2 separate regions of the Homo sapiens genome follow, and region 2 is linked to region 1. The links are chromatin contacts, found by Hi-C or POLR2A ChIA-PET in ENCODE. All regions are on one chromosome and are shown on one strand. The core of a region is the stretch at or near the end of the contact, and the rest is flanking DNA. Distances in the headings are between cores, read along the strand shown. Region 1 holds the start of RABL3 (RAB, member of RAS oncogene family like 3). Region 2 holds the start of STXBP5L (syntaxin binding protein 5L).

The links. A loop is a pair of places that touch in the nucleus more often than their neighbours do. ChIA-PET counts read pairs that join two places held with the same protein, here RNA polymerase II (POLR2A). Pooled maps may share reads with other maps.
Region 2: a map of endothelial cell of umbilical vein shows a loop between it and region 1 (7-fold over the local background). The contact joins the promoter of STXBP5L here to the promoter of RABL3 in region 1. A Hi-C loop is called at or near these places in 5 of 168 maps with a recorded cell type or tissue (OCI-LY7, endothelial cell of umbilical vein, posterior cingulate gyrus and 2 more) and 13 of 50 pooled maps. POLR2A ChIA-PET finds 5 or more read pairs at or near these places in 3 of 52 experiments (all WTC11).

Annotation. Positions count from the first base shown.
Region 1 is chr3:120,739,143-120,744,706 of GRCh38, forward strand. It overlaps RABL3 (RAB, member of RAS oncogene family like 3), which reads right to left and starts at 3,374. Exons shown (of 8, transcript NM_173825.5): 1 at 3,320-3,374. The coding sequence starts at 3,365. GTF2E1 (general transcription factor IIE subunit 1) reads left to right here and starts at 3,602. Exons shown (of 5, transcript NM_005513.3): 1 at 3,602-3,652. RefSeq lists enhancers at 2,635-3,273, 3,105-3,394, 3,274-3,912, 3,360-3,654, 3,535-3,654.
Region 2 is chr3:120,905,487-120,911,050 of GRCh38, forward strand. It overlaps STXBP5L (syntaxin binding protein 5L), which reads left to right and starts at 2,719. Exons shown (of 27, transcript NM_001308330.2): 1 at 2,719-2,848; 2 at 4,085-4,281. The coding sequence starts at 4,093. LOC105374069 (a long non-coding RNA gene) reads right to left here and starts at 2,607. Exons shown (of 6, transcript XR_924399.4): 1 at 2,543-2,607. RefSeq lists a silencer at 2,551-2,790.

The DNA.
Region 1 (5,564 bases), core at 2,124-4,623:
CTGAGGCAGGCAGATCACGAGGTCAGGAGTTCGAGACCAGCCTGGCCAAAATGGTGAAACCCTGTCTCTACTAAAAATACAAAAATTAGCTGGGCGTGGTGGTGGGTGCCTGTAATCCCAGCTACTTGGGAGGCTGAGGCAAGAGAATCACTTGAACCCAGGAGGCAGAGGCTGCAGTGAGCCGAGATTGCGCCACTGCACTCCAGCCTGGGTGACAGAGCAACAATCCGTCTCGGTGGTGGCGGGCAGTGGGGGAGTGACAGCTTGCTTTAGTCTGCATTTCTTTACTTTCTGATAAAGATCAAAGATTATCATTATGATTATTCTGGCAAATCAGTTGTTTTTCCTCTCATAAATTCTCTGTTGATCTACTCTGTACCTTTATCTACCAGGTTTTAGTGTCATTAATTTATATGAGCTCTTTATCTATTAAATATATTAATCATTTTACGTATGTGTAATTGAATCAAACATTTTCTCAGGCTTCCCTTTTATTACTTTTTTTATATAGAAACATTTAAGATTTTTAAATACTCAAAATTATATTTGTCATTGAATTTACTGCATTGTGTCTAATATCTGTAACTTTTAGGATGTATTGTTGATTCTGTATTTGTAAATAGGTTTGTTTATGTTCAAGGAATGTATCTATCCACTTAATTATCAGCTTGATGCAACACTTGAGGCCTAGTTTAGCTTAATTGTGTTAGGGTAAACATTTCCAGGCAGTAGAATTGTATAGCTCTCCATGAATTAACTGCTTTGGGTGATAAGTATTAGCTAAGAAGGGATGAAACCCTAAACAGTAAGAACAGTTGAAGTGCTAGGGAATAATGGCGAATTTCATTTCTTTAAGAATTTTGGGAGATTCTGATTCTATGTTTTCACCTTTAGAACTAAATTTGATCAAAAGAATGCACTTGATTTGCTTGGGGGTAAAAAAGGCCCAATATAAATAAATGTCAGCTCCAAATACAGCTGTTTGGTAATATGTTAAACTAGTCCCTAATCTCTGAAAGAAAGAGAAAACCGTATGGTAGTGAGACTTTCAGGGTTCCTTACCAAATTACCAAATATCTCAATAGGATAAAAACAAATCACCAAATATCAACTTATTCTTTTTATTTTTTTTTCTTGGAGACAGGGTCTCACTCTATCACCCAGGCTAGAGTGCAGTGGCACGATCCTAGCTCACTGCAGCCTCAAATTCCTGGGCTCAAGTGATCTTCTCACCTCAGCCTCCTGAGTAGCGGGACTACAGGCGTGCACCACCATGCCCGGCTAACTTTCTGTACTGTTTTTGGTAGAGAGAGGGTCTTGCCATGTTGCCCAGGCTAGTCTTGAACTGAGCTCAAGCAATCCACCCGCCTCAACCTCCCAAAGTGCTGGGATTATAGGCTAGAGCCACCTTGTCTGGCTAAGTCATTTCTTTATATATTTGTGAAACCCTCAAAATTTTATAAGGGAAATGGCCTTTATTTAAAAATAAACTTTCGGGTTTGAAAGAAAGGCTGAGGAAGTGTAAAAAGTGCATTCTAAACTGTCAGACTGTGTACTTTTAAATCGCAGTTAAAAGGAGACTGACAAAATTACCTTTTAAAAAGATAAAAAGACAATAACTAACTTTGCACATAAAGGTTAACATTAGTGAATGTGTGACAACATCAATCACTTTCCTGGCCATCACAGCTGTGTCTTCTGCTTTACAACTAAACCATAACAGGGGAGGCGGGCAGTAGGGAAGCTTATCAATTGCCTGATTACTTTTCCACATTTAATGTAGCTGCTAATTCTATCCCTGTTATATGACGCATTAATTCCACAGTTATAACCCCAGAACCTAATACAGTGCCTGTTGGAAAGAAAATAAATTGACTAGTTGCAACAGTTTGTAATATGAAGGGATTGTTAGATACAATAGAAAATGGAATTATAAAGGACACAAAACACCCACTTAACGTATCATGAAGAAGTCTGTTAGTTCTGGATTGTAAATTCTACTCAGTGATACTCTTGCCAAGTCCCTTTAGGCCACAATTACTTTATCTGTAAAACTGAGTGATTTTATTAAATTAACTTCGGCACCACTTCAAGCTACCTGATAGAAATGAAGTCGACATAAATTGTGATTATGTTCATTAAGTTTCAAAAGGCAACTTTCTTAGGGGAATATTAAATAATGCTCTCTGTAAAATATTTCATAATGCAAATAATCCTCAGGGCAATGTGAAAACATTCTTAACCTATATTTGCTGCCCACAATTTTATTTAGTTTCTATTAAGTTTTCAAGCCTCTCCACCTCCAAGCATCTAGCACAACGTCTTTGCTCACAACACATGCTCTTAGGCCAACTCCAGAGGAGCGCTTCTATAAAATGCAAGGTCAGCATTTATTGAAGTTACTAAGGAGAGCTGAATTGGGGATTATGGAAGAAAAGATAAGGGCAGTGAGGTGGGAGCTGGAAATCCAGACGCCAGCTGTAGTTCTCAAATGTCCCAGGTGTCAAAAGAATTCTTTTTGCATCCACTGAGATTAAAAAAATATATATATATTTAACACTAGGATTAAATTGGGCTCAGCGTTAAATCCTAGCTGCTTCAGAATAAAACTCTTACTTTAATTTCTCTATTGTACAGTCTAGGACATAATAGGTTTTCAATGAAGATCAAACGAGAACCAGGAAATTAAGCTCAGTTAAGAATAAAACAGGACCACTACCCAATATGTCACTGCATAATTATAACTTAGCGTTTAAGTTCGTGGACTCCGCGTTCAAAAGGATTCTGTCATTTACATCTCTCTGCCTCACTACTCTCATCTGTAAAATGGGATAACAGGACTGTCTCAGAATTAAATGAGTTAATACATGCGAAGCGCTTGCCAGTGCACGTTTCTCAGTGCACGTTTCTCAGTGCACGTTTGACTTCCTTAATGAACAAAATCTCTTGAAGGCACGGTCCTACTAACTTCTGTACCCTTAACATAGAACCCCATACAATACTCAATGCCTGCTTTTTTTTTTTTTTTTTTTAATAAAAGAATTGACAATACACTCTAGGCTGGGGTCGCCTGGGAGACCGATGCGGAAAGCCGCGAAGGCAAAAGACCCGGGCTCCGCGACCCCCACCCGCGCGACGACGCCGCCGCCACCGCGTCGTCACACGGAGCAAAGTCCCCTGGGAAGTGTAGTCTTCAGGCCCTGGGAGGGACTTCAGCCACGGGCCGAGGAGCCAGGAAGTTGAGGGAAGGAAGCTAAGGGGAGGGTTACTGGGTAACTCAAAAGTGTCTGGAGCCCCAGAGGTAGGGTAAGCCGCTCACCTGAGTCTCCCAACACCAGTACCTTCACCCGATCCAGGGACGCCATCTTGCCACTGCCTTCCCTGGGTTAACGCCTGTTCCTGGATTGTAAGCCAATCAGAGTTGGGCATGGAGGGCAGAGCCTTCAATTTCATTGGCCACTCGGAGCGTGACTGTCTTGATCGAAGGTTTCACTGAACTCATTGGCTGGTCTGGTAAAAGGTAGCGGGGTGCTTCCCCAGCTGGTCGCAGGAATAGTGCGTTTTCTTTGTCGCGCAAGGGGCGTGGTTCATTTAAGCCGGTAGTTGAAGCGCTGGGGGCAGCTGTAGTGGGAGTGTTCCAGGATTCGCCTTGGTAAACCTTGTTCCCTGTTCCTTGTTCGGAGTTCCCTGGCCGGGCATTGCATTTCATGATTTCTTCTTCCTTTCGCTCCCTCTTAACTATCCTCCCCTAATGAATTACCCTGTTGCCTTGGTCCTCTTGGTCCTCCAAAGAACCATTGACCCCGGAGCGGCCCGTGTGCGACCTCGGGTAGGGCGGGCTTGGCTGCGCCGAGTGTGGCCCTGGACCCAACTGGGAGAGTCCGAGGGAGTTTGGGGTCTCGGAGTCTCGCATTGGGGAGGAGTGCATATCACCGAACGCGTCTCGTGGAGGGCAGCTGGGTCCGGAGGTTTCGCGGTAGTTTGCCGCTGTGTGTGTGAAGGCGTGGAAAGTGCCATGAAATGTGGTAACACAACACCGCAGTTAGATGTGTAGAATCCCAAGTTGTTCTAGAACTGGAGTGGCGATTTACTGAAGTAATCTAACTGGTCTCTTCGCATCCACTTTTCTTGTTTTTTTCTCCACTCTGCAGTCAGTACAATCTTTTAACATCCTGAATTTGATCCACGCACCTCCCGCTTAAAACTGTTTTAAATTTAAGAAGAGAGTGCCCAGTAGCCTGTCCGATTCTACCTTGGAAACAAGAGTGGAGGAAGTGAAGCAGGGGGAAGCTGGCAAGATGAGCCATGTTGGAACAAAACGTGCCTAGGAGACATATGGAAAGTTTTATGGAAGTACTTGTCTGGCTATGCTAGATGCTGGAAATTAATTGGTGAACAAGATGAAGTCTGGTCTTAGAGATAGACATGGAGAAAGTACAAGAAGGGGGAAAGAGCCATGGAACACGTGAAAGGGGATGATTGTATGCTACTTAATGGGGAGTCTGGGAAGGCCTCCATGAGGAAATATCATTTGAGACTTGAAGGATGATTAGGAGAAGGGGGTTTGGGCTTAGCTGTAGGGGCAGAAGGAACAGCATGTGCAAAGCCTTGGGATGCAGGGAAAGCACATGTGGCTCATGGAATTGAGAATATGCTGGTGTGGCTGGTTATGAGGCTGACAGGGTAGACAGAGGGCAGAGGGTGCCTTCTTTTCAACTTTGTTTCTCTGGCTCCGTGCCTGGTGCACAGTAGTCCTTAAATGTTGATATGATTAAAATACACGTGGGTCTGGGCTGGGGTAGGGAGGTGAGGCTGGGATCTGACTCATGGACTATGGAGATCAAAGGAAGAAACAAAGGTCCTAGGAGGTCCCACGCTCAGAAGTCTCCAGAGACCAGCCATACTCCTTCCCTAATAACGCCAGCTGCTATTCGGCTTCAGCTTATTGTTTCCATGTGGGAACATGGGCTCACTTTTTCCTCAGATATTTCCAATTTTGCAAGAGGAGCTGGAAGTTGAAATTTATGTGAACTCTTACAATTTTTAAATGTTGACAACTAATTCAGAAAATTTTTGAAACATTCTTTGGGTGATACAATGCGTGGGGGGCTGCCAGTTTGAGAACTCTTACCTAAGACCTCTAGAGATTGAGTAAGGAGATTCAGCGTGAGTGGGAAGTGATGGAGGAGAGAAGGTAGTGGTCAGGAAGGAGGATTTTAGAATGCAGAGATTTTGAACAAAGTGGCACAGCTTGATTTCATTCCTGAGCTCTAGTTTCATTTGTTCAGCTACCTGCTGGGCATATTCAGAGGAATATCCTATGGTATTTCCTCAAAGACACTTCTAAAAGTGATTTCCTCATTTCTTCCTGCTCCTCGTCAGGGGTCACCTATTTCTCATGGCAGTACTTTTCCTAGCTACGCTGGCTCAAAACAGAGAGCTATTTAAGATTTTTCCTACTCTCATATTCTGTATCCAATATATTTTGTTGGGTCCTTTTGATTTTTTTTTCTGTAATAACTTTCATTCATTCTGTTCTCTTCTTGCAATTTTTTTGCCTTCTT
Region 2 (5,564 bases), core at 1,469-3,968, 170 kb after region 1:
ATTTTTCTTTTTGCAGTTCTTCATACTTGTCATTTTAGGAAGAAATCAAGCCTTATTCAGAAGCTGTACCTCAGCCATTCCTCTCCACAAAGTATTCTTCCAGTTTGCAGTGAATGATAAGGGGTCATCATTATTATTACCCGATCCAACTCTGAAGTTTCTCACATTATTTATAAAATATATGCTGTGGTCTGGTCTCATTGCTGTTAATAGATGGTTTATAAAATAACATCTTATTGCTTTTTAATTAATCCAGGATGAAATTTACTTCCATAGATATTTCATTATGCTTCTCTCACCTAGTAAGATTTTTAGGCTATTGTTTCTGCTGTCTCCTCATACACACAATGTACTCTGCCTCTTGCTTAATTCTATCCTTTGCTCACAGTTTGTGAATTGGCATCACAATATCCTGTGTGCACAGGCTCTCTGAGACTGCAATTATGTTATGATTTTTACTTGCTGCCATTCATTCAAATTAATATTCACTGGGCACTTACTATGTAGAAGACATTATGCTATTCACTGTGGAGGAACACAGATATTTGAAATAATCCCAAATAGTCCACAATCTAAGCATCCTAATGATCATATTTTTTTAGGCTTCCAATATTTATTTGGAAACATGAATACATTTTGACTTGGCTTTTCTCCCACTTCCTATACCTATTTGTTGTCCCATCTAACTCAGGCAGTCCATTGAATTCTCTCCAGGGTCCTCAAGAAGGATCTCTGTCAATCTTTTGTGTACTTTTTTCCTCAGCTCTCCCCCAATTTTTAGAATAAAGACCATCATTTAGTTTGTGATAATATGGTGCTAGTGATGATCAGTTTAAGAGGTTTTGTTTGCAAACATTACATCTCACTTTGCTGAATTGGGGCTATTCTCCTTCTTCGCTCCCATCAAAATGTCAAACCACTACTTGCTATAGGCTTGCTTTCATTTATTAGAAAAATGAAAACTCAGCCACTTTATTATAACCCTCCTTGCCTCTGTTTTTAAAAAGAAAAGACAGACATAAAACAAGGAAAGCAAACTCTTTATCCTTAACTAGCGTCCATACTTTGAGGTGAGCAATGGGCCAGGAAGAAGAGAAGAAAAAAGGTGGAAAAGAGTAAAAAGATACCTGTTGTTAGGGACCCAATACAGAATTTGGAACCCTACCAAGATCTAGTTTGTGTCAGACATATCACTTATTTCCACCATTATTTTTACCCCTTTCAAACATTATGTAATTGGGTACCAACTCATATATCTTTAATAAAAAATATTAATAAACCAACTCTTCAGAACCCTTTACGTGCCTATTTTAAGTGAAATATTGTGCCTGGTGCTAAATAATCTAGGAGAAATATACAATTCCATGCTTGCCTTCAAGAAGGTTACTGTCTAGCTGTGGCAATGAGAGACTACCAGCAGTGTAGGGAGTCCCAAAAGGAGTGAAATAGTCATTCAGGACAGAAAGATTCAACGTTGAGCTGAGGATCTGAAAAACTGAGCTCTATTTCATCTTTACCATTTCTTTGCTATGTCCTTGGACAAGTCATCATCCTTCAAGTCTCCTGCTTCCTCCTTCCCACTCTCTCCCTTGATTGAGAGAAAAGAGAGAGAGAGAAGAGGAGAGGTGAAAAAGAAGAAAAAGAAGAAAAGAAAAAAAGAGGTCAAAGATTGTAAGATGTAAGACAATATTTGAAATGATCACTAATGAGTTCTGTTGTGATGCCCAAATTGAAGTCTCAGTTAGCTGTGACCCGCTGAACTGCCATTCATTTCGCAAAGACATCGGGGTCCAAATTTTCCCGAAGTCAATAGCAGGTGAGGGCTCAGAACCAAATCTATCCTGATACAGTTTTTTTTTCTGCACTGAATAATACATCTTTCAAAATGATTATTGTGACTCACAGAAATAGCTTAAAATATATTCTTGATACGGTTTACAGAGTGAGAAATATTTCTTTAAAGAAATTAAATATCTTTGTATATGTGAGGATGATGGGGAAGGAGTAATTCTACTTACTAGAGAGCAAGGTAAGCAATCAATTCCTTAGGCTCTAGAAGGCTATATATTCTGAAACTGTTGAAATACAATTCTCCTTGGCAGATACGAACCATTAAGCCATTATTGGTAACAGCAGGGGTTAATCACAGATACAAGTTGAGTGCAGGTAGCAGGAGAGTGATGGGAGCCAGATAGATGCTCCTGAAGACCGGGAAGAGGCTCGCAGAAGTGAAAAGGTGCAAAACACTTGCTCAGTTCACCATACTGTCCAGAGCCATACCTAAGGTAAGCAACGCTTCCCGCATCCTCAGACTCCAGGCGTCCAAATTCGCACGCTTGCAGGCATTCTATTGATTCACACTTGAGTCCTTCAACAGGTAGCGCCAATTACATCCCCCAGAGCACGACCCCCAGCATACTGGCCAATACCGCTGTCAATCAAATACCTCACCTACTTCTCTAAATTCCCCCCTCCCACTGTCATTGGCTTTACCTTCGGCCTATCCACAGATTTCTTCTGCCCTGGAGACCACAGAACTTACCCTATCGAATCTAGGATTGGCGCCGAAGCTACTCCCGCCCTTTGACGTCCCCGGGCACCCCGCCCCCTTCACCTCCCAGCTTTGCCGGGGAAGAAGCAGGGCGGGGCAAGCTAGGGGCCGGCCCGGGGGCGGGGCCTGCCTCCCACGGCGGGAGGGCGGAGCCTGCTCTGGAGCCTGACTGCTCGGTTAGGACCTCGGAGAGCGCCAGGCGCCGCGACCAGAGGGCCCAGAGAAGCGGCCGGAGCCCGCCTACCTCGGCCCCCTCAGCTTCCCGGGCTGGCAGGCGGCTAGAGGCGTCTGAGGAAGGTGCCTAAGTCCTGGGTCAGATAGTCATCCCTCTGGGACGCCGCCGCCGCTGCCGCCGTCCAGCTGTGGCTCCCTCGCACCTGTGTGTGTCTGTGTGAGTGTGTGTGTGTGTTTGAGAGAGAGAGAGACAGAGAGAGACAGAGACAGAGAGCGAGCGCACCAGCGCGCGAATGCCCGTGTGAGGGTGTTTGTGTGTGTTCTGGCTGGGAGCGCGAATGCCTCGGCGTGAGGTGTTTGTGTGTTCGCGCGCCCGCGGGCGGGCGAGAGCCCCGCGCCTCAGCGCTGGGCCTGGGGGAGGGACAGCGGGAGCGGCGGCTCTGCGCGCCCAGCAGGCTGAGGCGGGACTCGGGCCGCAGCCGTCGCCGCCACCGCTTCACGTCCCCCGAGAGCGGCTGCCGTGCAGCGGGGAGAGCGGACGGCGGGCGGGCGAACAGGCGGGAGAGCGCGGCGGCGGCTGCGGGCAGAGGTGGAGGGAGGGGAGCAGGAGATGGGGAGAGGGGGGAAAGAGGACGCGGGGAGGGAGATGAGGGGGAGGTGAGGGGGAGGCGGAGGGACAAGTGGAAACAGACGGTGTCGCCGTTCTCCTCCTCCCCCCCTCCCCGGCAGCTGTTGCTGTGGGTCACTCGCAGATGTTTTGGGGTCCGGGCTGCTGGGGGATGGGGACTAGAAAAAGTACCCCCCTCCCCGCCTTTCATAGTGACAAAAAAGGAAGCGTTGAAGCTGATGGGGGAAGAGCCCGGAAGGTGGTGGCAGAGTAAATACCGGCTCCCCCAACGTCGTTTTTCTGAAAATAAAATACTCTGAGCCGAACGTTTCGAAGAAGGAAAGTCCGCCCTTAAGAGAGAGACAGAGTCTTGGTCTGTTGAACTCTGGTTTGATTGTATAATAATGATGATATAATGCTAATGACGATGATGACACTGCCTTTTATTTTTACCCCAGTGCTGATAAAGCGTAGTTACAGCTGGGGATACAGTCCTTGAAAATCTGATGTGTGAGGAGGGAATACTGTTGCTTTTGGAGTTGTGTTATATTTATCTTTTTTTAAAAAGGATATGCTTTTTAGAATTAAAATTTGGCAAAACGAATCCTGACTCTTTTTTTCCAGTCGGTCGTAACCAATGCTCATAAAATGGGGACTGACTTGACTAATGAAAAGAGAAAGGCTTTTACCAAGGTCTAATTGCACGTGTTAAGTCACCTCTTTCCCTTTTTTTCCTTTGTATTTCTCAACAGTGTTTAAAATGAAGAAGTTTAATTTCCGAAAAGTTTTGGATGGCTTAACTGCCTCCTCCCCTGGCAGTGGTAGCAGCAGTGGCAGTAACAGTGGTGGTGGGGCTGGAAGTGGTTCCGTACATCCGGCGGGGACTGCAGGGGTTCTCAGAGAGGAAATTCAGGAAACTTTGACTTCGGAGTATTTCCAGATTTGCAAGGTAAGTTTTGAATTGGCTTAAAGCCTATTATTTCTTTATTATACTGTTGTAAGGAAACAAGGGGGGAAAAACATACCAGGAACAGGAAACTGTTGAGATGTCAGCATCAGAGTCTGCTGCAGAAAGCTCTGTGGGTAGATCAGTTTGGCTTAATAGATATTTTAGGCGTCAACTTAAAAAGCAATGATAGTTTAAGTGGGAAATGAGCACACACAAAAAGTAGAATTTGCAAGATAATGTTAAGATCCAATAGTGGACAAAATTTTTAATATTTGTGTATTATATTAACTGAAGAAGCAAATAGTCGTTTGGTTTTTTGTGTTATCAGAGAAAATATTGTTATTTCACTGTTCAGTATGAAATGAATAAAGCTACTAGCATGTTGCTAGGATTAAGTAGATAATAGGAAAATATGTTCATTTTAAGGGGGCCAATGACATTGCTTTAAAATTCCGAATAAAAACACCTTCACATTCTTAAACTCTTCATAAATACACAAACAGACAAATGCACAGGCTTATAAGAACTTGCAGTTGTAGGAACTCAAAAATAGCGGGTGTTCTGGTTTAGTAAGAAAACATTTTATGTAATTATACTTTGATATTGAACTTCTAATGAATATGCAAAAGAGAGTTTCTGGTAGGTAGAGAAGATGAGAGTTTATAAAACAAGCATTAGGTTAATGCATAGAGATATTGTTATTGCTATATTTGTTATATTTTATGACATAAAGTGATTTATAATTTTATTGCCCTTTTTTGAGTTGTCTTGGAATGTGCCTATTATATGCAACAAAGGCTACTAAGTTATTTATGTCATATAAATGAATATAGTTTTGTAAATGTGTTTGGCTACATAAGAAATAGAAAAATTGCAAAATTACAGAAATTAACAATTTTTAAAAATACTTTCACAAAAGAAAAGTTTTTTGAAATTATTAAAATTATATTTGTGGTAAACAAGTGATATATGTATAATGAGGTATATTTCAATCACTGTCTCAGCCTATATTCCTAGCAGGGTCATTATAAAAACATTAAATCTATAGTTATTAGTTTACATAAAAGCAAGTTTATTTAGAGTTAATTTAGATAAACAGATTTAATTCTAAGCTACTTTGTGAAATTTGTGTACAGTAATAATTTTTTTCCTCAATAGGAAATAACAGATATTCTGTTCGATGAGGGAAGGTCTTAACAGTGGTTATGAGACAAATGTAAAAGAGTCCTGGAGTTCAAATTTGAACTGCTAGGCAGGGGAATTATGCCCTGATTCTCTAATCT